2 separate regions of the Homo sapiens genome follow, and region 1 is linked to region 2. A link is an interaction called in ENCODE POLR2A ChIA-PET data of the cell type or tissue named here. Cell type or tissue: A673. All regions are shown on one strand. Each heading gives the region's core, and the rest is flanking DNA. Links, peaks and the distances in the headings are about the cores only.

The links. Peaks named below come from ENCODE experiments on the same cell type or tissue, not always from the same donor. Only the 100,000 strongest peaks of a DNase experiment are listed, where the experiment ranks them.
Region 1: POLR2A ChIA-PET joins it to region 2 with 15 read pairs; 5 of 35 experiments call an interaction of 5 or more read pairs at or near these places.

Annotation. Positions count from the first base shown.
Region 1 is chr13:27,056,925-27,069,275 of GRCh38, forward strand. USP12 (ubiquitin specific peptidase 12) reads right to left here. Exons shown (of 9, transcript NM_182488.4): 9 at 9,232-12,351. LOC105370124 (a long non-coding RNA gene) reads right to left here and starts at 5,225. Exons shown (of 2, transcript XR_941767.3): 1 at 1-5,225. In A673, for the core only: no CTCF peak of the experiment used is centred there; no DNase peak of the experiment used is centred there.
Region 2 is chr13:27,256,874-27,269,224 of GRCh38, forward strand. No RefSeq gene overlaps it. Among named protein-coding and RNA genes, the nearest start is that of SNORA27, 7.6 kb to the left of the region's middle. In A673, for the core only: no CTCF peak of the experiment used is centred there; no DNase peak of the experiment used is centred there; H3K27ac peaks cover 999 bases.

The sequences.
Region 1 (12,351 bases), core at 1,769-9,768, 200 kb before region 2:
GAATGGCAGTAAACATGATCACCCAGATGCAGTAGCTCAATGCCTGTAGTCCCAGCACTTTGGAAGGCCAAGGCAGGCGAATCGCTTGAGCCCGGGAGTTCAAGACCAGCCTGGGTAACAAAGTGAGACCCCATCTCTACAAAAAATAAAATAATTAGCCAGGTATGGTGGCAGTTGCCTGTAGTCCTAGCTACTCAGGAGGCTAAGGTGGGAGAATTGCTTAAGCCCCGAAGGTCAAGGCTGCAGTAAGCCATGATTGCACCACTGCAGTCCAGCCTGGGTGACAGAGTGAGACTCTGCCTCAAAAACAGAACAGTAATAATAATAATAATAAACACCTTATGGTCAACAAGTGATCACCAGTCCAGATCTAGATTGGTGCTGGGAAGGATGCCAACAGACCTGTGTCAGAGAAAGTGACACTGCCACAGATAACTCTTGACGACAGAATTTCCTTAGAGAGCCTGGTAGCAAACCTAACCCCAAGGGGCTATCGCACCAGATGAGGCTGAAAGGCTGCACTCGAGTCATCTTACCTCCTGTTTGCCTGAAACATCTGCATCTATGACAGAGAGCAACATCCAGGTCAATTCCATTTGCTATTAGGCTGGCTTTAACCTATCTAGCAGTCAGTTCACTTCACAAAACTCTCCAAACATGTGCAAATTGCCAAGCAAATGAATTTTTTTTCTTGTCCTAAACCCTTTCAAGGGTTTTTAAGATGTGTCTTTCCATAAGTGAAAAGGAAATGTTTTATGCTAGATCAAATGATACAGATGCAACTAGTTTCTGGCAGAAATTTTCAATAGCCACTCACCAGCACTCTTCAACATGAGGCTGTTAGTTTGGTTTTACCAGTGTGTCCTCAATTATCAAATGCCTCAGAATCACTATAGACTTTATAACACAGTTTGTGAGCACACCAAAAACAGAGTCTAATTAAGAATCCTAATAGCCATTTCAACTCCACCTAATCTCAAATCCTAATAACTAAGTTTTGCACATGTGGGATGTGGGATAGGCTAATAGGTATACCCTGGGCATGTGAATTCCAATTATTCTCATTCCATTACAGCTCCCAGAACTGCTGAGCAAGGTCAATTTATTAAAAGCGAATGCTGGTAAACTGTGGTACATCCATACCATGAAACACTCATGCCCCCAAAGCTGGTTCTCTTCCTAGATTCTCAGCAAAAGCCTCCTCCATTGACCTAGCTGTGCAAGCCAGGGAAGCGCAGGCATCCTCCCCTAGGACTCCCTCCCATGGTTAAGGCTTGTCACCTTCTGAACTCTGCTCCACACCCAGCAGTATCTTCTACAAGGACTCATCTCCCAACCCCTGCACACTGTGGCACAGGATCCTAAACCTCATCTCGATTTGTAACTTCACACGCGGAAAGGTAAATTAATGGAATTTCAAATCAGTTCTAATCAATAGTTTAATAGGTAGTAAAATACAGAGTACAAATAATGTGTAGAAATCCAGATACTGCGATGCCCCTACTTTGTGTTCATGATAGGAATTTGTTTTTTGCAGAAAATTTAAAAATACATGTGTTCAACAAACCAATTTAATCAAAATGCAACAACTGATGATTTAGGGAATGATAAACATATGTAGTATTGGGAAAATAAGTCAGATGCTTATTTGCAGCTGTTTTCTGAGGTTTCCATTACATCTAATGGAATAATAATCTATTGTATCTAACGGAATAATAATCTATTCCATTGACATGAAATTTTATGTCTACTTTCCTCCTCATTCTATCATTTTTCCTTCTTAAATGTAAAACTTCAATAGGTTATAAATAACTAGCATCCAGTAAAAGTCCACCCACAAAAACATTCATTTTTGTAGCCTAAGAATATTGTTTGGAAAATGGTTTCTAACTGAAGGAAAAAGCTACCAGAAAAAAAAAAAAAAAAGTTCCAGCAACTAGTTTAAAAACAACACAATCATTGCATTTCTCATCTCAAAATGTGCAGACAGTATATTACTGTCTTGTTTCTGGGCCTGACAGTGGATACAGACTTTGTAATGACATGGCGAATACAGTGGTATCAAAATTCTATTTTATTCTCTGTAATCTTGCTTACGAATGACCCAGTGTGCACTTCAAAGATTGATGATTAAAGATAGCACAGTCATGCAAGGTGAATAGACCATCTCTCAGTTACTTTTTAATGTAAAGTCTTCTATCAAGCTAGTCACGATTCAGAGGCTCCTCAGTCTGAAGAACCTGAATCTTCAAAGGAAGGTGTTTTGAGAGATGGTGGGAAGTGTTTTATTAATGCAGCATAGACTTACCCAACACCAGTAATGTCACTTTGACACCACCCCGCCTGCTCACACTGAAGGTGATATAAACTTGACTGCCACTCTAAAATCTTCAGACTGGTGTTTTGTTCAACCCACCTCTGTTCTAGTCAGGAACTGGTGATGGGATAGTTGCCATCCTAATGACCAGTGGCAATGTAAACTCTCCCTATAGTGTGTTACAGCACTCTAGGTCCAGCTATTTTAAAGGACAAAGGACAGCATAATGCAGAACTAAATATGAGCCCTGGAATAGAAAATATGGGCCCAGGTCCAAAACGCCAGCGTTTTGGGAGGCCCAGGCAGGTGGATCACGTGGTCAGGAGTTCGAGACCAGCCTGGCCAACATGGTGAAACCCTGTCTCTACTAAAAATACAAAAATGAGCCAGGCGCCTGTAATCCCAGCTACTCGGGAGGCTGAGACAGAATTGCTTGAATCCGGGAGGCAGAGGTTGCAGTGAGCCAAGATCATGCCACTGTAGTCCAATCTAGGTGACACAGAGCAAGACTCCATCTCGAAAAAAAAAAAAAAAAAAAAAAAATATATATATATATATGCTCAGGCACTAGCTTGGCCATTTACCAGTGACCTTGGGTAAGTTCCCCAGTCTTAGCTGCCTCACCTGGGAAGAAGCTTAAGGTTATCCTGCGCAACCTTCTAGCCCAGGGGTGTCCAATATTTTGGCGTCCCTGAGCCACACTGGAAGGACTGTCTTGGGCCACACATAAAATACACTAACAATAGCTGATGAGCTAAAAATTTTTTTAAAAGGTTCATGTATAAATCTCATAATGTTTTCAGAAAGTTGATGAATTTGTGTTGGGCCACATGCGGCCTACAGTCCATGGGCCGCGGGTTGCACAAGCTTGTTCCAGCCAGTGTTAAGAACCCCACCTATGAACAGTCTAATGACGTACGTTTGACACTTTATTTCTTAGTATGTCAGCTCCTCTCCCTGCTGAACAACCAGGAAGCTCTTACTTGTACTCAGTATGTGGCTCTCTGTCCTTTTCAATGCAGTCCCAATTCAACCCTAGAAGCAAAACATCCCCTAGACAGCAGCTCTTCAAACGATGTATGAGAAGACAGGTGCTACACCCCGTGTAAGTTTTCCCTGAGCAATCCTGAAATGATTTGGTTTTCTGACAACTCTCCCCATGTCAGATCAACTCTGGCTTGGCAGAGACCTTACAGGAACACGCTAGAGAACTCCAGACGAATTGCATCCCACGGAATTCTAATCACCAAAACCCAGCTGATCAGAATCACCGGGGAACTTCTGAAAACTAGTTTTCTCATCTGCAGTGGATCAAAATCTTCAGGGATCAATCTCAGGAATCAAAACATTCTACTAATCATCCAGATTTGATCAAATCAATATAGCGGCACTACTTAAGACAGTTTGGCTAATGGAAAGCAAGCAGGAGGTATGAGCTTTCCTCAGTTATGTTTTATACCACAGTTTAATTATATGACAAATTGTTGAGAACAGGTTTTTTTCTTTTTTGAAATATGGTCTCACTCTGTCATCCAAGCTGGGTTGCAGTGGTGTGATAATAGCTCACTACAGTCTCAACCTCCTGGGCTCAAGCCTCCAAGTAGCTGAGACTACTGGTGCACACCACCACACCTGGCTAATTTTTTGTATTTTCTAGAGACAAGGTCTCCCTGTGTTGCCCAGGCTGGTCTCGAACTCCTGGGCTTAAGCAATCCTCTTGCCTTGGCCTCCCAAAGTGCTGGGAATACAGGCATGGGCCACCACGCCTGGCCAGAACAGATGATTTTTAAAGGATCCAGTTATTTAGATGCATTATAACAGATGTATATGATACAAAATAGAGTAAAATCTTTTTCTCAGGAGTTGGGGCTCTACAGTGGCTGCCTGAGTGAGAATTCCTCAAGAGTAATTTAGGGCCTTTCCTTAGGGAAAGGAAAGGGGAAAATTTAGTTTGATGGAGTCTTAGAAATTCTATTACCCAATAGTATCATAAGTTAATATTCTTAAATTGCAATTATACTTAGTATTTCCAGTCCCTTTGACTGCTGTTGATTTCCAGATTCCCATTTTGGGCTGGACAATCTGACTGCATCCCTGTGATTTCACCAATACTTTCCTACTCTGCATTCCTCCACCTACCCTGTAGAGTTGTATAAATATGTCCATTTATACAGCTGATTTTTCTAGGTTTCCTTTGATTCATTCTCATATGACAAATTCCTCAAGAGCAAAAACTAGGCCTTCATCTTTCTTAATAATGACTTACAGTAAGGATGGAAGTACTGGTTATTGCTAAAAAATCTTTTGATAGTCTCAAACTCTTTCAAAAAGTTGAAGAGGGTGGAACATTTCCTAACTCATTCTATGACAGCAGCATTACCCACACCAAAGCCTGACAAAGACACTACAAGAAATAAAAATTACAGACCAAAGTCTCTGATCAATATTGATGGAAAAATTGTCAACAAAATACTAGCAAGCTGAATTCAGCAGCGTACTAAAAGTATTATGCACAATAACCGAGTGGATTTATCCCTGGAGTACAAGGATAGTTTCACATATGAAAAACACTATAATATATCACACTGATAAGATAAAAAAAACATGTGATCTACTGGGCGCAGTGGCTCACGCCTGTAATCCCAGCACTTTGGGAGGCCGAGGTGGGTGGATCACGAGGTCAGGATATCGAGACCATCTTGGCTAACATGGTGAAACCCCGTCTCTATTGAAAATACAAAAAATTAGCCAGGCGTGGTGGCGGGTGCCTGTAGTCCCAGCTACTCGGGAGGCTGAGGCAGGAGAATGGTGTGAACCCGGGAGGTGGAGCTTGCAGTGAGCCAAGATCACGCCACTGCACTCCAGCCTGGGTGACAGAGCAGGACTCCGTCTCAAAAAAAAAAAAAAAAAAAAAGGGATCATCTCAATTGATACAGAAAATTTGACAAAATTCAATACCCTTGATTTAAAAAAAAGCCACACCCAAATTGAAATAGCAACATGATAAAGGCCATATATTAAATACCCACAGATAGTATCGTACTATGATAAAATACTAAAAGCTTCTCCTCTAAAACAAGAACAAGACAAGAATGCCTACTTCCACCACTTCTATTCAATGTAGTATTGAAAGTTCTAGCTAGAGCAATTAGGCAAAACAAGTAAATAAAGGTCATCCAAATTTGAAAACAGGCCGGGCGCAATGGCTCACGTCTGTAATCCCAGCACTTTGGGAGGCTGAGGAGGGTGGATCACCTGAGGTCAGGAGTTCGAGACCAGCGTGGGCAACATGGTCAAACCCCATCTCTACTAAAAATACAAAAATCAGACGGGCATGGGGGCGGGCATCTGTAGGCCCAGCTACTAGGGAGGCTGAGGCAGGAGAATCGCTTGAACCTGGGAGGTGGAGGTTGCAGTGAGCTGAGATCATGCCACTGCACTCCAGCCTGGGCAACAGAGTGAGACTCCGTCTCAAAAAAAAAAAAAAAAGTTTGAAAACAAAGAATTATCTGTTAGCAAATGGCATGATCTTATATGTAGAAAACCTTAAAGATTCCACACCAAAAAAAAACTAATAAAGCTAATAATTCAGCAAAGTTGCAGGACACAAAACCAACAAGCATCAGTTGCATTTCTATACACAATGAACAATCCTAAGAGGAAATTAAGAAAATAATCCCATTTATAATAGATCAATAATAAAATACTTAAAAAGACCTGTATGATAAAAACAACAAAAGGTTGGTCAAAGAACTTAAAAACCTAAATAAATGGAAAGACATCAGTGTTCATAGATTAGACTTAAAATTGTTAAGTCAATTTAATCTTTGAAAATCCCATCGACAATTTTTGCATAAACAGAAAAACCTAAGGTTCACATGAAACTCTGAGGGGCCTTAAGTAGCCAAAACGATCTTGAAAAAGAACAAAGTTGGAAGACTCATACTTCCTTACTTCAAAACTTACTACAAAGCTACATTAATCAAAACAGTGTGGTACTGGCTAAGCTCAGATATACAGACAAATGGGACAAAAGAGAGTCCTAAAATAAACCCTAGCATACATGGCCAACTGATTTTGGCACCTCGTTCAGTGGGAAAAGGACAGTCTTTTCAGTAAGTGGTGCTGGGAACACTGGGTAGCTACATGCAAAAGAATGAAGTTGACCCTTACATCACATACTAAAATTAACTCAAAATGGATCAAAGACCTAAATGTAAGAGCTAAAATAATACTCTTAGAAGAAAACACAGGGCAAAAGTTTCATGACATTGGATTTGGTGATGCTTTCTTAGATATACCAAAAGTAAAGACAACAAAAGAAAAATTAGGCCAGGTGAGGAGGCTCACACCTGTAATCCCAGCACTTTGGGAGGCCGAAGTGGGAGGATTGCTTGAGCCCAGGAGGTGAGAGCAGCCTGGGTAACATAGTGACAGCCCCACCTCTACAAAATATTTAAAAATTAGCTAGGTGTGGTGGCCTATAATCCCAGGTACTTGAGAGGTTGAGGCAGGAGGAGCACTTGAGTCCAGAAATTTGAGATTGTAGTGAGCCACTGTGATTGTGCTACTGCAGCCTGGGTGGGAGTGGGACCCTGGGGGGAAGGGAGGAAGGGAGGGAGGAAGGGAGGGAGAGGAGGAAGGGAAGGAAGAGGAGGAAGGGAAGAAAGGAAAGGAAGGGAAGGAGAAAGAAAAAAGGAGGAAGGGAAGAAAGGAAAGGAAGGGAAGGAGAAAGAAAAAAGACAGACTGGACTGCACCAAAATTTAAAATTTAAAACTGTGTATCAAAGGATACTACCTATAAGACAGTGAAAAAACAAACCACAGAAAGGGAGAAAATATTTGCGAACTGTACATATAAGGGGATATCCAGAATTTATAAAGAACTCCTACTACTCGACAGAAAAAAAAGCAAACAACTGGACAAAGAACTTGAACAGCCATTTCCTCAAAGATACACAAATGGCCAATAAGCACATGAAAATATACTTAACATGACAAGGCATTAGGGAAATGCAAATCAAATCACAAAGAGATACCACTTGCATACTTATTAGCATAGCTATTATAAAAAAAACTCAGAAAATAATAAGCATTGGCAAGAATGTAAAAAAACTGGAACACTGGTACATTGCTAGTGGGAATGCATAACGGTACAGCCGCTGTGGAGAACAATATAGCTGTTCCTCAAAAAGTTCTTTATAGAATTCCACGATTCAGCAATTCCTAGATCTATACCCAGAAAACCTGAAATCTGGGGCTCGAACAGATACTTGCACACCAATGTTCACAGCAGCGTTAGTCACAACTGCCAAAAGGTGGAAAAGACCCAAATGTCCGTTAATGGATGAATGTATAAACAAAATGTTGTATATACATAAATGAAGTCTTATTCAGCCTTACAAAGAAAGGAAATTATGGCACATGCCACAACATGGATGCACCTTGAAAATAAGTGAAATGACACAAGAGGACAAATAGTGATTATTCCACCTCTATGAGGCACCTAGAGCAAGTTCATCAAGATAAAAAGCAGAATGCAGGTTCACAGAGGCCGCGGGGAAGGGAAGTATGGGGAGTGACCATTTAATGGGTACAGAGTTCTTGTTTGGGACAATGAAAAGAATTCTGGAAATGGACGGCAGTGGTATCTGCACATGGAGAATGTACTCAGTGTCACTTAATTGGACACTTAAAAATGGCTAAAATAGTAATTTTTAGTTTTGTTTTTTTTTTTTTTGTTTTTTTTTTTTACCACAACAACAAAAATCTTTTGGTAAGGATAGCCACGGTTAGGAGCCTGGACACTGGAGTTATACCTACTTGAAACCTGGACCTGCTACTTTCCAGCTGACTGGCTCTAAGAAAGTTACTTAACCTCTAAAGAACCTTAGATTCTTCCTTTGTAAAATGAGGATGTCACTGTCTCACAGATGTGGTTAAGATTAACATTAAAAGAAGTAAAATATCGAGTACAGGGGCGATCACATAGCAGGCTATCACCCAAAAGCGATGGGTTGTTACTTCAGTAGCTCTGCAGACAGAAAACAGATGCAGTTATTATAGAAAACACATGAATGAAGAGAGATGGGGAAAGCCTTGACATGTTAACAGGCACAGGTACCGCTAACAGGGAATCATGAAAAAAGGTGTGTGGCAAGGGACTCTCAGCTTTTCAATAGTTCACGAAAACTTTTAGGTATACAGGATTTCATTTACTACAAGTTCAATATGAAGTGTGTGATACAGACGCTTAGAAAAGAGAATGTGATCGTAGGTCCCAACTGACAGTATAGTTCACCTGTCACTGTGCTTGTTCTAGGAACACTCTTTCAGAGACATGAATGAAAAACAGTGCTTCCAGAATAGGGCTCCCAGGAAGGATGAAGTCTCTGAAAGCCATCTAATACAAAGATCAGCCTTGAGATCAGAAGCACACTGGGAGAATGAAGGATGGGCTGAAAATAATGGCAACATAAATAACAACTCAAGTTACTCAATAATGGAACAGGCTTCCAGCACTCAAGTGCAGGTTGACTGACCACTTGTGAAAACAGATTTTACAGGAGCAATTACTACACAGGAAAGGAGGAGGAGCAGGAGAAACAGTGATCTTTAAGGTATTTTACCTATTTTACCCTCTAAGATTCTATGACTCTCAATGTTCAAATTTAAACTTTGAACTTTTCAGACATGCTATCACAGAAAGGTGACACAAGCTACTATGTGCTAAATAAATGCAGGCACATGTAGAATGTTGTTTTACACACATGCAATTCTGTTCTAGGGAAAATCTCTTTGGATACAGAAGTAGGAGCTTGGGCAAAAGCAGTAACACAGTTTCCAAAGTGTCTACTTCTAATCTGTAAATACATTTTAGGCAAAAAGGAAAAAACACACTTGAAACCCACAGGCACAAATAAACCAACTTTAATAGATATTATTTTGTATTTATATAGTGCCTTCTTCAAGAACCTTAAATGCTTTACAGACATTATCTCTAATTAATCCCCACAACAACCCTGTGAGGTAGGTATTACTCCCATTTTACAAGACAGGGAGACTGAAGCACAGAGAGGTTAAGTGACTTGCCCAAGGTCACACAGTTAAATTCACTGAAGAGCCAGGACATGAGCGCTTTAGCCTCCCAGCTCCCAGCCAAATACCTCATGATAGAATCTTTAATAAAAAGTGTTTTTAAAGAAAGTATCAAGAGTAGTTATGTTATGAAAATGAGGTCTTTCTACTGCCATCAAGGAAAGAAAAAACCCTATACTGATGGTTAGAGGCCCCAAGACCCACATAATACAACATTTCCCTCTTTCCCTGTTCCCAAGCCTCCTGGTTCCTGTCTTAAATAATCTTTTAAAGGTAAAATTTCCAAGACAGAAGCCATGTGACTTAAGAAGTGGGACTTAATTTAGAATATTTACTTTTAGTTACAATAATTTATAGAAATTTTTATTCCAATATACAAAATATGGGACAGCCATCCCAACAATCATGTACATAGTTACACGGCAATCAGCCACCACTTACAACTTACACCAGCCCCGCATTTTAATCACAGTCAACCAACATACAACCTCACGATGCTTTCTTCATGGGTCACTTTTCTTACTTACTATACCTGTATTTTTCCCCCAACCCTGACCCTATACGTTTTAAAAGTACATTTAGTTTCTGATAAACTTCAAAACATTTTACTTAGATCCAGCTGCATTAAGAAGAAAAAGTAAATGTAAAACTGTCACCCCACAATCCCTCCCCTGACAAATCATACTATGAAGTACGGTGTAGATGTGAACAAGTATGTGATTACCAGGAACTCAACACATACACTAGAACTTGCTTTAATATGAAATTTAACTTGGCTTTTACGGCATGTTTTTTTTTAATGCAAAAATGTAAAAACAAACACAACATAGTATTTCAATGCTGTACCTTTATGCAAATGACTTCATCTATCTTTCTTAAACATGTTGATATAGCTAATGTTAAAACTGACACAGCTTCACTTTCCTCTTTTTCTCTGTACCGAAAGCTGCAGAAATACAGCTTTAATTCCAAGACAATTTGGTTTAAGCCTTCAAAATAAAAAGAGTGCATCCACTTCCACTGCCCTGACTTTCCCCACACTGTTGATTGTGATTCTCTGTGGCATGTTGGTAGATCAGGCTGGCTTATATATAATTTGTACAAAACACCTCTAGCCAGGGTAAGGCTTTAGGAACTATCTTAAAAAGAAACTTGTCAAAATACTTTTTGATATTTTGTACAAATACTAAATATTATAATTTTCTCCCAGAACATCTGTTTAAGCAGCCCAATTAAGTGACTCTGTTAAAGGTCTGCTTATGGAAAAAATAGGTGAAGTCATTTCCTGAGCCAAAAGATACAGATAATAAATGTTAATAATAGCAGCAGACTAAAAAATTCCTTTTTGTTGTTTTCCATAGTCAACAGTTTTAGCAAAAGGACTTTAGAAAATGACAATTTTTTTTAAATTTACTGCCTGAAAAGAGTTTAATAAAGAACATCCAAGGCCTGATTGCTATTATTCTGAATATAATTTTCAATAATTTTCTGCAAGTTACATTTGGCTACTGTCAGACAACTTACTGATGCATGGAAAAACGTCCAAAAAAACTGCAATCGTTTACATATATTTTATGTTACATATATTACTTCTTAAAACCCCCAACAGAATGAAGTCTTAGCAAACACAGATTTTAATTTCTGAACACCCTTCCAGTAAGATTTGTAAAGGTGGGGGGAAGGGAAGGAAGGACTTGTCTTTTGTATTCCCGGTCTACTTGATTAAAATTTAATCTTTGAAGGGTTTGTTTAGCTCACTATCCAGGCTGCTAGGGTTATGATGAACATTATGACTTCTTTCCAGGGTAAAAAATGGCATCTGAAAATAACATAAATGCTATGACATGATTTTCCCAAGCATGATCTCAACTTGAAACATTAGAATACTTAAGAATTCTAAAGATTGGTATACCACCACTGCACCAGAATTTTTAATTATTCCAACAACTACAGGAATTTTTAAAATAGTTTTTTAATTTTATGAAATTAAAGCTGAAGAAAATAACTGATTTAGAAACCATAATAAAAGGACAAATATTTAGCCAGAGATATCAGTTCCTCCTGAAAAAGGATATTTATCTCCTCTCACTGCAGTTTTTCTCAAGGTATCTTAACTGATTTCAGATAGAAATTAAAATTCACCTTAAAAATAGAAACAAACAAAAGGACAACTTAAACTGACATTAACTAATAAAAATATGTTCAAATTTACTGACAGAATCATGGGCACTTCATATAATACTTAGACTCTACCAGTTTTAAGTAAAATAAATAAGGAAAAAATTATAATTACAAAGCCAGTCTTTCCCCTTGGGGAAACAAAAAGCCACTTTTGACCAATTGCTCCCTACATATACATATACTGTATATTATTATAAGCTTCTTCAGAGAAGCAAAACATCTTTGTCTTCCCGACACTGGATTATCTAGCATGTTAGTTTTTACATCAGGAAGGCAACTGCAAGTGTTGGGCCCAAAAGTATTTCTGGTTTACTCTTGAAAAGACCACTGAATATGCTTCTATACATACTGAACCAGGCAAATTTATGCAGTGTGTTCAACATCATCTCCTTATCAATACGGCACAGATTCCGATTCTTTCTACTGCACCCCCAAGGAATTCAAAGCATTATTGGTGCAATTAATAAAGAGAAAATGCGTGCCAATGACTGGAAGGCTGTTTTAAAAGAGGAGCTGGTATCTCTGATTTCACCTCCTTGTTGTATGGAACTGTACAGACAGCATGATACCTGAGCAAATAAATCAACTACCATGATCGGAAGGGCTTGTCAATCCATCGTCTTTGCTTTATCGTGTGCAAAGTGTGCTACTGCCCCCTGAGCTTCCTGCATTTCTCTTTTCTTGAAAAATCAGTGCTTGATCCTTTCCAAAATAACCAGAGAAGAAATGAGGCAGAAAGTGTCTCTTCATCACGG
Region 2 (12,351 bases), core at 1,822-9,821:
GGCTCACTGCAACATCTGCCTCCTGGGTTCAAGCAATTCTGCCTCAGCCTGCTGAGTAGCTGGGATTATAGGCGCGTGCCACCACGCCTGGCTAATTTTTGTATCTTTAGTAGAGACAGGGTTTCACCATGTTTATAAGTCTGGTCTCAAACTCCTGACCTCGTGATCCACCTGCCTTGGCCTCCCAAAGTGCTGGGATTACAGGTGTGAGCTACTGTGCCAGGACAAATAAAACATACAAAAATAAGTGGGATGTCATCTATTGCGTAACAGTTAAGCTCAGGATCCAGAGTTTGCTTTTGAATCCTTAAAAAAAAAAAAAAGATTGTTTAAAGCATCCATTCTTTGTGTGTTATATACTAGCTTGGAATTGCTTTGACCATGCATGGAACAGGACTCAAAATAATAGTGGTAATAGCATTTGTCTTAGGCCGTTGTCTTGCTGTAACAATATACCACAGACCTGGGTAAGCAGTAGAAGCTTATGTGGTGGTTCTGGAGGCTCTGATGTCCCAAGGTAAAGGTGCTGGCAGGTTCGGTGTCTTGTGAAGGTTTGGCCTTAACTTACCTCTTGATAACTGCCACAATGGGAGTTCCTTTTTTTTTTTAATTGAATGTTTTATTTTGAGATAATTGCAGATTTACATGGAGTTACAAATAATAGAGATCCCTTGTACACTGTATACTGTTTGTCGATGATAACATCTTACAAAGCTGTAGTGCAGTTTCACAATCAAGATATTGATAATAGGCGGCCATGGTGGCTCATGCCTGTAATCCCAGCACTTTGCGAGGCCGAGGTGGGTGGATCACTTGAGGTCAGGAGTTTGAGACCAGCCTGGCCAACATGGTGAAACCCGTCTGTATTTAAATACAAAAATGAGCCTGCCATCGTGAGCACCTGTAATCCCAGCTGCTCTGGAGGCTGAGGCAAGAGAATCATTTGAACCTGGGAGGCAGATATTGCAGTGAGCCGAGATTATGCCACTGCACTCCAGCTTGGGGAACAGAGTGACTCCATCTTAAGAAAAAAGTGATAAGCATAAAGTCAATATGTAGAACAGTTCTAACGCCACAAGATACCTCATGTTGCCTTACGTAGTCAGACCACCTCTATCTCCCCTCATCCCCACTGATCCCTAGCAAGCACCAAGCTAGCCTTCATTTCTTTGTCATTTCAAGAATGGGAATGACCAGGAATCATGTAAGTTAGATGTGACCCTTTGCCTTTTTTGACTTTTTTGCCTTTTTCGGATGCATCTTTCTCTGAAGGTGCATCCAAGTTGTTTCGTGTATTGTGTGTATTTCTATTGCTCAGTACAATTCACGGTATGAACGTATCACAGTTTGTTTAGTCATTGACCTGCTAAAAGACATTTGGGTTATTACCAGTTGTTAGCTGTTGTTTTTAAGGCTGTTAGGAGAATTCATGTACAGGTTTTTGTGTGAATGTAAGTTTTCGTTTCTCTGGGATAAATGTCCAAGAGTGCAGTTGCTGGGTCTTAACGGTAGTTCCATGTTTAGGTTTCTGAGAAACTGCTAAACTGTTTTCCAGAGAGTTTTCTACCATTTTACGTTTCTACCAGCAGTGCATGACTGATGGCAATTTCTTTGCAACAATGGGGATTAAGTTTCATCATGAATTTTGGAGAGGACATATTAAAACAGTACCATTCAATTGGAAACCTTTACTTAGCAAACATGGGTCCTTGAAATGTATCCTCACTAATCTTACTGACTGTAAGTCCATTTCATCCCCTAATTGATTTTATCTAACCTTTGAGATTCTACACAGTCAGTCTTGTTGCTACCTACTTGGGGTGTATTTGCTGTGTAAGGCAAAGACCTAGTAATATTTACTAAATGCTATGAAAGATCAGGCACAGTGGCTCACACCTGTAATCCCAACACTTTGGGAGGCTGAGGTGGGAGGATCACGAGTCCAGGAGGTCAAGGCTACAGTCTGCTGTGATTGTGTCACCGCACTACAGCCTGGGTGACAGAGCAAGACCCTGTCTCAAAAAAAACCATTTTTTAGTGTGAATGGAGAAAAGTCTAGTTGGTGGTCTTGAGTTTTTTCTAATGAAGCGAGATGGGTGGTATGTACAGCTTTGGGATCCCTCACACCTGGATATGAATCTCTGAATAACTGCCCCTAAGGATTCACATTCTAGTAGTGGAGAGTTGCATGTAAACATAATTATCACATTAGTCCTGTGTATTTTCCAATCATAGTTCATGGCTCAACAATGCATCTAGTTGAAGTCCTCACAGCCTGTCCCTTTAGTCACACTTGCCTTCTTCCCTTCATTAAAGCAGCTTCCAGAGTCCACACTTACTCATTCTGTTAATACATAGCAAATTGACCAATATGACTAAGTTTTCTTACGTGGAAGGAGATAATAAAAGTGCCCCTAAAAGGGTGATTTTTGAGAATTAGATGGGAATACTTACAAAGCACATCATGATGTTACAGTGAATATTCAGTTACGACCAACTTTTGTTTCATATTCTGTTGCTAATTGAGAATTTTGCGTTGTTTCTTTACAAATGCGTGCCAGGAGTATTTTGGATGTCCAAAATTAAGTCATTGCCTTCCAGTGAATCTAGAATTTACTAATATTTAGGTTTTAAGAGTATATGTGGCCTCCTTTTGTTGGGGGAGGGGGTGTGGTATGTTTCCCTGTTTACCATTTATCTGCTTCAGAGAGCATCCATAAAATTGAGCTCTATTAATGAATTGGTATTATATGCCTAACAACATTTGTTGACCACTTGATCTGTTTCATCTTCCTGGCTGCTTTGAGATGTGGGGACTACCATGTTTTATGAATAAGATAAAAGACTCAAGAAGGGAGAATAACTCACCAGTGGTTACACTGCCAGAAAGTGGCAGAGTTGGGACTTGAACCCATGATCCTCTTATGCCAAAGAGTTACTCTGTTTGCTGTGCTGTTTGACTACCAAGTGGATCCCAGAAGACTCCAATAAGTTAGTGTGTGGGTGGGTGGGTGGTGGGTACCAGATAGTGTCTGGAAGACCACATTATTTTTTGTAACAGCTTTGTTGAGGTATGATTGATAACAAAGAACTGCACCTTCAGTGTGTACAGTTTGATGAGTTTAGACAATTGGATGAGTGTGCAAACACGTGATACCGTCATGTATGTGACCCTTTGTAATCTGGTTTCTGCTTGTTTTCCCTTTCACTTCCTGTTACTGCCTTCCTACTTTATGCTTTAGATATTAGGGAAATAGGTTTTTTCAAGTTCTTTGCACATGCACTTGCCTTTGCCTGAAACATTTAGGCTTTCCTTTGGTCACTTGATGAGTTCCTGCTTGTCCTTTAGCACTCACCCTGTATTATCTCATAGATGATACCTTCCCTGATGGAAGTATTTTAAGGAGAGGAATGAAGAAAGCTCTTGGAATCGGAGAAGAGAGATACTTCTGGTTGTAATAAAATCCCCCACATCTTTGTTCCCATGACAGATGTGTTTGCTTCTGTTACAGTGTTTTTAACTTGTAAGGTTCTGTCTTCCCCACTACACCTGAGTTTAGGGACTGTCTCTTACTAAATTTTGCACTCTTCATGCCTGGAAAATAGTAAGCATTCAATAAATGCCCTTCAAATTAACGAGAGGATAATGAGAAAAAGACTGCTCTTTAAAAAAAAAAAAGGATAGATATGTCTGTGTTCAATCTTTACAAAACTATAGTGTTTTCTGAATTTTGAGGACTTGTAACCATTTTGCATATGAATATGTAGGATTGTTAAACCTCCCATGTAACGTGCAAAGATCAGGAGACCTTAAACATTCTTTTGTTCATTCTCCAACAAGTCATGTTACCTTCACTTTTTGTTGCCTCATCAGTAAAGTGGTATCACCTACCTGAGTATAAGGGGTTGGATAAAATGATTCCTATAGGCCCTTGGTGCATTTAGGTCTATGATTTCATATTTTAACACAACCAGATGAAATAAGTAAATTGTGACTTGTCAACAAGGAAATGAGGATATGAGGTGTCAATTCAGAGGGGCTGATGAAGTTGGGCATGAGAGAAAACGATGACATGCCGAATTGACTTAGGGGAACTACTATCCTTAGCACAGATATTCAGAAAATGAACTCTTCCTATTTGATGTACAGCATAGCAATTTTTAAAACAATCAGTGGCAATACTATGAATATACATAAAATTTTAGTATTTTGGATTAATCTTCAAAAATAGATTTTCTCGCACAATACTGGGTTGAAGAATATGTGTTTTTCAAATTATTGATTCACTGATGAATTGATTTACCAAAGGGTTATACCAGTTTGCACTCCACCTTCCAGGGAACATGCTTGTCTCACAGCATTCTCATCAGCATTGATTATTTTAATTTAATCTTTGCTACTTTGGTGAGAGAAAATACTTATTATTGAGTTTGGCTTCAGTTAGCTTCTGGAACCCTCTCCTGGTTTCCTTTTACCTGATCTGCAGTCTTTGCTGGTTCTGTCTTTCTGACCTCCAAATATTGAAGTACCTTTATACTTCAGGTGAGATTTAGCCTCATGGCTTTGAATACCATTTATATTCTGATGATTATCATGGCCTACAAAACCCTACATTATCTGTACTATAGCTACCTTTGCGACCTAGTCTTGTACCACTTCCTGCCCCAAAGTCAGATCCAATTTCATGAGCCTTCTCGCTGTGCCTTTAATATGCCAAGTGCATTCGTGCCTGAGGGCTTTTGTAAGTAAGTTGAAGTACAAAATATGAAGGAATGCTTTTGAAGGAGCGTGTTATGCTATGAAGGAATGCATTTCCTTCATCCTTCCCCATGATTTGTCCCCTTTAGTCAGCCTCTGCTCGAATTTTATCAAGATCTCAATATCCTATACAGACTTTATTCATTTTCTATATTATAAGTTATAGTACTTATCATTACACAATATATGTTTTGTTTAGTCGTCTGAGTTTTTATCAACTTGTATCTATAGATCTTTATCAAGGGGAATTTTTTTTCTTTCACAGTGTCTCCCTCGTCACCCAGGCTGGAGTGCAGTGACACGATCAAGGCTCACTGCAGCCTCGAATACCTGGGCTCGAGTGATCCTCTTGCTTCAGCCTCCTGAGTAGCTGGGACTATAGGAGCATGCCACCACGCCCGGCTAATTTTTGTGTTTTAGTGGAGATGGGGTTTCGCCATATTGCCCAGACTTAATCTTGAACACCTGGGCTCAAGTGATCTGCCCACCTCGGCCTTCCAAAGTGTTGGGATTTATAGGCGTGAGCCAGCGCACCTGGCCAGTAAGGGGATGTTTACTGGTACCTACTCTACTGTGGAATGAAGGGAAAAAAGACACATCATAAAGCCTTATTAAGGAGGTGACAGTATAGGAGGAACAGTAAGACCTAAATCCCTTCATAAAACAAGGTATCAAGGAGGGTAAAAGAGGAAAGAGTTGGTATTGACAGGGCTCTTGCCTCTGCCCTCTTGTTTCACTGATTATCCTGGTCTATGCAGTGGCGTGATCTTGGCTCACTGCAACCTCCGCCTCCTGGGTTCAAGAAATTCTGCCTCAGCCTCCCGAGTAGCTGGGATTACAGGTGCCCTCCATCACACCCAGCTAATTTTTTTGTATTTTTAGTAGAGATGGGGTTTTGCCATGTTGGCCAGACTGGTCTCGAACTCCTGACCTCAGGTGATCTGCTCGCCTCGGCCTCCCAGAGTTTTGGAATTACAGGCGTGAGCCACCACGCCCAGCCCAACTTGCTGCTTTTTTGACTTCAGCCTGCAGGCTTGCAAAAACCAGCAAATAAACCAAGCAGCCCTTCCTGTTGTGCCTTCCTCCTCCCTTTCATAGCTAAATTTCCTGGTCGCCCACTGCAAATCTGGCTTCCGCCTCCACCACTGATGAAACTGTACTCTTAAAGGTTACGAAAAGCTTGCTAATTAACAAATGTAGATACTTTTTTCCAATTTAATTTTATCCACATAATAATTGACACAGCCAACAAATGCTTTCTCTTGCAGAGGGTTCTGCCATCATACTTTACTGTTTCTTCTCCCTATCTGACCCCCTTCTAGCCTCATTCTGGCCCCTCCTAGATGTTCCACATTTGTCTCTCTCTCCTTTATAAATTATTCCTGGGTTATCTAAGCCAGAGGTTCTTAAAGTATGATCTCCCAGCTGGCAGCATCAGCATCATCTGAGATCTTGTTAAAAATGCAGACCTGGCCAGGGCGCGGTGGCTTACGCCTGTAATCCAGCACTTTGGGAGGCTGAGGTGGGCGGATCACGAGGTCGGGAGATCGAGACCATCCTGGCTAACACAGTGAAACCCCGTCTCTACTAAAAAATACAAAAAATTAGCCGGGTGTGGTGGCAGGCGCCTGTAGTCCCAGCTACTCGGGAGGCTGAGGCAGGAGAATGGCGTGAACCCGGGAGGCGGAGCTTGCAGCGAGCCAAGATTGTGCCACTGCACTCCAGCCTGGGCGACAGAGCGAGACTCCGTCTCAAAAAAAAAAAAAAAAAAAAAATGCAGACTTGCCCAAGACCCTCCAAATCTGAAATACTGGGGATGGGGCCCAGCACTCTATTTAACAAGCTCTCTGAGTGAATAAGATGCATGCTCAATTTTGAGAACCACTGGTCTACGTCTTTAGCCTTCTCTGATACTTGAGGCTCAGTTGCAGAGCTCACATTCTCTGAAGCCCCATATCTGTAGTTCCATCTTCCTCTTGGGCAGCTCCATCTGGATGTCCTGCAGATTAGGTTTTATAAGTGGGGAGATAATTAAATTGGAACCTCCGAACTTTGAGTAATGTGTGTGTGTGCTGATTACATGTCTGCCTTGAAATGCAGGTCCTGAGCAACCACCACAGATTGTGAATTTATAAATTAACCTCTTACTGTCCAATTTCCCTTCTTACACTTGTCAGTGAAAATGAAGAAAAATATCCTAACTATAAATTTTTTCACCCTATTTTTAAGTAATAGCCATGATTGTAAGTGAGGCTGTGTGGTTCCTTGAACTTTGAACTGAAGTCTGTTCTGATCTAGCCAGGTATTTTCTAAGGCCTTCTATTTTTATTCAGTTGAAACCAGTCCCAAAGGGTTAGATAAAATATATCACACTGTTTTTTGAAGTTTTCTTCTGAATGTTGTGGCAGAAACACACACTCAGGTTCTTGTCTCTTCCATATTCCCACTCCTGTAGTAGCATTTTCTCTGTACTAGGATGGAAAATTTGCTAAAATATAAAGAATTGCTAAAATATGAACAAGGTAGGTTTATCTTACTCTTTTTTTGTGCACAAGACAAAGGATTTAAAACTGGGTTGGATTTATTTGGAATGAGTGTTTATAGCATGTTTCTTCACCCCAGCTCCACTTAGAAAAAAATTGATAGCAAAAATCCTTCTCCACAGAATCTGTTCGACCAGTTGCTAGGTTATGAATAATAACAGTGAGGCAGCAGCTGCAGCTGCTGTTGCTGAGGTGGAAAATGTGCACAGAGGAGTGAATAAGCAGCCGAGGCTCTGCACTGTGATTCTTTTCAAACAGCCGTGTGTGGCGAGGAGCTGCTGACAGGCCACCACACAAAGCCACTAATGGAAGAGGCACACAAATGCTGTCGTACACACTTCTCCAGCAAGACTTGGATTTATGGAAATCATTTGGGTTGGAAAATAAATGGGGTACTCTTTACTGTCTCTGTAAAATGAGATGATGGCTTAGCTCAAGTGAAGATGATTGGATTTTTTTGGTTCCACCTAAGAAGGAAGAGAGGTTCAGATTAAATTAATTGCTCATGGGAGATGAGTAAGTAAACAGTTTTAAGATCTTTGAGGTCAGAGACCATATCATTTTGTTTTGTTTTTATTTTTTGAGACAGGGTCACCCAGGCTGGAGTGCAGTGGCACAATCACAGTTCACTGCAGCCTTGAACTCCTGGGCTCAAGGGTTCCTCTCACCTCGGTCTCCCAAAATGCTGGGATTACAGGCATGAGTCACCACACCAGGCCCATATCCTATTATTTGTAAGCTCCTAGTACTCATACTGTTGTATGTACAGTCTGCTCTTTGTGTCTGTATCTGTGAGTTCTGCATCCATGAACTCAACCAAGCTGGGATGGAAAATATTGGGACAAAAAATTGCATCTGTTCTGAACATGTACAAACTTTTTGCTTGTCATTCCCTAAGCAATACAGTATAACTATTTACATAGCATTTACATTGTATTAGGTATTATAAGTAATCTAGAGATGATTTAAAGTAGGAAGGAAGGGCCGGGCGCAGTGGCTCACGCCCATCGTCCCAGCACTTTGGGAGGCCAAGGTGGGTGGATCATTTGAGGTCAGGAGTTCGAGAGCAGCCTGGCCAACATGGTGAGACCCAGTCTCTACTAAAAATACAAAAATTAGCCGGGTATGGTGGCACACGCCTATAATCCCAGCTACCCAGGAGGCTGAGGCGGGAGAATTGCTCGAACCCGGGAGGTGGAGGTTGCAGTGAGCCGAGATCACACCACTGCAGTCCAGTCTGAGCAACAGAGTGAGACTCCATCTCAAAAAATAAAGTAGGAAGGATGTGCATAGGTTATATGAAAATACAACACTCTTTTTATATCAGGGACTTAAGCATCCCTGGATTTTGGTATTCTCAGTGTGTCCTGGAACTAAAGCCCTACAGATAACCCGAGAAACAACTGTAGAAGGAGCTCTTCTCCTCAAGAAATGATTAATGGCTTTCCATAGCCTCTGGATAAACTTTTTAGCATGCCATTCACAGTCTGGCCCCCAGCCTTTTGGGTCACTTACCACACCCTTCTCACTGTTGAGACTACTCAGAATTCCTCACACTTGTCATGTACCTCCATGATTTTGCGCATGCTGTTCCCTCAATTTGACAGGCCTTCGCCCTCCCCTGGTTTCCACCGATCACACCTGACTCACCTGCAGCCCAGCTCATGCTGAAGCTTTCCCTGATACTTGGATCAGACCTAACTCTCCCTGTGGCAGCTCTGTTGGAGTTTGCATCCTGACCTGCTCTGGCCTTCCATTACCAACACAGTGTTCTACAACCTGCTTTCTTTATTTTGTATTTTTTTTTTGAATTTTGAATTTTTTGAGGCAGGGTCTTGTTCTGGCCCACGCTGGAGTGCAGTGGTATGATCACAGCTCACTGCATCCTTGATTTGGGCTCAAGCAATTTTCCCACCACATCATCTTGAGTACCTGGGACAACAGGCATGCACCACCATGCCTGGCGAATTTTTCTTTCCCCTCTGCTCCCCTCCCCTCCCCTCCCTTCCCCTTTCCTTCCTCCCTCCCTCCCTCCCTTCCTTCCTCCCCTCCCCTCCCTCCCTCCTTCTTTTCTTTTATTTCCTTCTTTTTTCTTTTTTTGTAGAGACAGGGTTGAACACTGGCTTCAAGCAATCCTCCTGCCTTGGCCTCCCAAAGTGCTGGATTACAGGTGGGAGCCACAGTGCCCGGCTCTGCACCCTGCCCTCCATACCCGTGGAATGTGCCAAGATTAAAACTCAGAGGGCTTGAGGCCTGCACCACTATATGGCTCTGTGACTGGATAAGTTACTCAATTTGTCTAAACCACAATTTAGAGGATATTCTTTACCTGTTTCACAGGATTAATTAAAAATTAAGATAATATTTGAGAATTTTCTTGGTAAACTCAACAGTAATTTATAAATGATAGTGAATTTGATAAATTTCTTCACTACAGGGATGTCTGTGAAGGCAGGCAGGAGTGTGTTATACTTTGCTGTCTTAGTAAATGTTCGCTGCTCTTTATGTTCTGCGCAAGCACTTATCACAGAGCCTCACAGAGTCAATTTTCAGTAATTGTGCCTGCTGAGTTGAAGTAAAATAGGGAGCTGGTAGAGGGCAGAGCCATGATTCCTGTTTAGGGAGAGCACCTCAAAGGCAGGGGCTCTGAGGCTCCGGTAAACTCAATAGTCAAGGACTTAGGATATACAGGAGAGGGAGTTGATGTTGGGTTATGGCTGGGGTGGGGGAGTTGTTTGTGAACAAGAGGAGGACCCTTGGCAAAATTTTGCCTGATGACTAGAATTCAAGCTTTTATTTGACTGGGAAAGAGTTAATAACTTCCCAAGTGTGCTATTATTTGCATATTACCAAACTCTGGCCTTTATGCTCATTCTAAACACCCACAGATTTGTATATCTGTATCCATGCCTACGCATTTCTATTATCTTTTTAAAACCACTTCAGCACGCCTGTTATATTGGTTGCACCATAGTTTTACATAACTCTGGACACAAATTTAAAAGGAAATGGCAGAACACAAGCAGCAACAATTTAGGCAAGGCTATTTATAATTCTACAGTTCAGTCACTTACTGTCTTCACTAGAAGGTCATGGATTATTTTGTATATTTATAAATGCAAAGAGCTTTTCCAAGGAGAATGAAATAACATGTTGAGCTCTTCTGAGCAAAGGTGCAATGTAAATGCAAAGTGGAACATAATTATCACTGGGCAGAGAACAGTCTTAGGAATCTTCCTTATTGGCTGACCTTAAGCTACAATGGTCTTATTCCAGACTGGGAATGTAAAACAGAGAAGGAGGTGAGGAGAGACAGAGATACTCAGCATTCCACCAAGAAAGGACTCTTTTCCCTTGAAAGTGCTGGATTTTCACTCCAGGAAGGTGAATAGGGTTTATGGCAGATCTCCTTGGCAGTCATTCTCTCTGTGAGTTCTTGATTTTGGATGGGGGTGGTGGTATGTCCAGCTAGAGGGAGGAATCATGATTGTCTAAACTAGTCATGGCCATCCCAGTCTTCTTTGCTAGATACTTGAGTAATCTCTTTCCCAGTTTCTCTGTTCTGGCCAGTGAGATGTAAGAGAGAGTCTGCTGAGTTCTTGTGAGAACTGCTTTATTTCATAAAGAGAACAACTAAGAGAGTACTTCCTTCCCTTCCTGTTTGGGTAAGGACTTGATGCTGCAGGAGCCACCCTGCATCCATAAAGGAGAAGTCAAAAGGAATCAGAGACAACAGCCCAGACCCCCATCACGGAGCTGCACGTGACCCTGGAACTTAACAGCTTCCAGTTGTTCCCTAGACAGTCATTGTCTTTATGGTGCCTTTTCCCCCATCAGGGAGGAAGGTGCCTTGCTTCAAGTCTTTTCAATTAAACTGCAGTTTAACAGAGAAAATTGCCTTATGAACAGTCAAAAGTCAGTACAACTTAAATATGGCAGTTTATCTCAGGACATCTCCCAGCACACGTCTTCCTGAGAGCAAGCTGCTCTCAAAACCAAGGCAATGGGAAAATGGTCAGAAACATGACTTCTGTATTTTCCAGTTCATACACTGAAGACAGCATTCATTCATTCATTTGGAAAGTCAGCCAGTGAACAAACATTTATTAAGGACCTTGCCAGTCCCAGGTGCCACTATGTGCTGGGTACTAGAGTCACAAGCTAGAGTCCCTGTCCTCCTGGAGACAGACATGAAACAAATATTCCACCAGAAAGTAATGATAGTTGAGATCAGTGCCCTGAGAGTGAGTAACTGCAAGATAGGGGTGGGGACAGTGGCAGTGATCAGAGACGGCTTCTCCAAGGGAGGAACATGTAAACTGAAGTCACCATCTAGTCTAGATTAGTTTACTTCAGGATTATTCAGAATTCTGCAGATAAGAAATGAGGCCGGGCGCGGTGGCTCACGCCTGTAATCCCAGCACTTTGGGAGGCCGAGGCGGGCGGATCACGAGGTCAGGAGATCGAGACCATCCCGGCTAAAACGGTGAAACCCCGTCTCTACTAAAAATACAAAAAATTAGCCGGGCGTAGTGGCGGGCGCCTGTAGTCCCAGCTACTTGGGAGGCTGAGGCAGGAGAATGGCGTGAACCCGGGAGGCGGAGCTTGCAGTGAGCCGAGATTGCGCCACTGCACTCCAGCCTGGGCGACAGAGCGAGACTCCGTCTCAAAAAAAAAAAAAAAAAAAGAAATGAGAGCAGTAGGGATACAGAGGGAGACACCAAGAAATATAGGAGGAGAAATGATGGAACTTGGCGATTAATCAATGTGGAAGTGAGAGAGTGGGTAGAGTCAAGGATGTCTCCCAGGCTTGGGCCACTGGGTGGATGGAGACACATTCATTAGCATGGTCAATTACAAAAATGGACCCCATTCTCCATCACTCTCTGCTTCCTTGCCCTTTCACACGTGACTTTTCTGCTGTTTCCACAAAGGGGCGGAGTGTATTTCCCTACTCCTTGAATATGGGCTGGCCCCATGACTTGCTTTGGCCAACAGAATGCAGCAGAAGGGATGGGTTCCTTCTCAAGGCCTAGGTCTCAAGAGGCC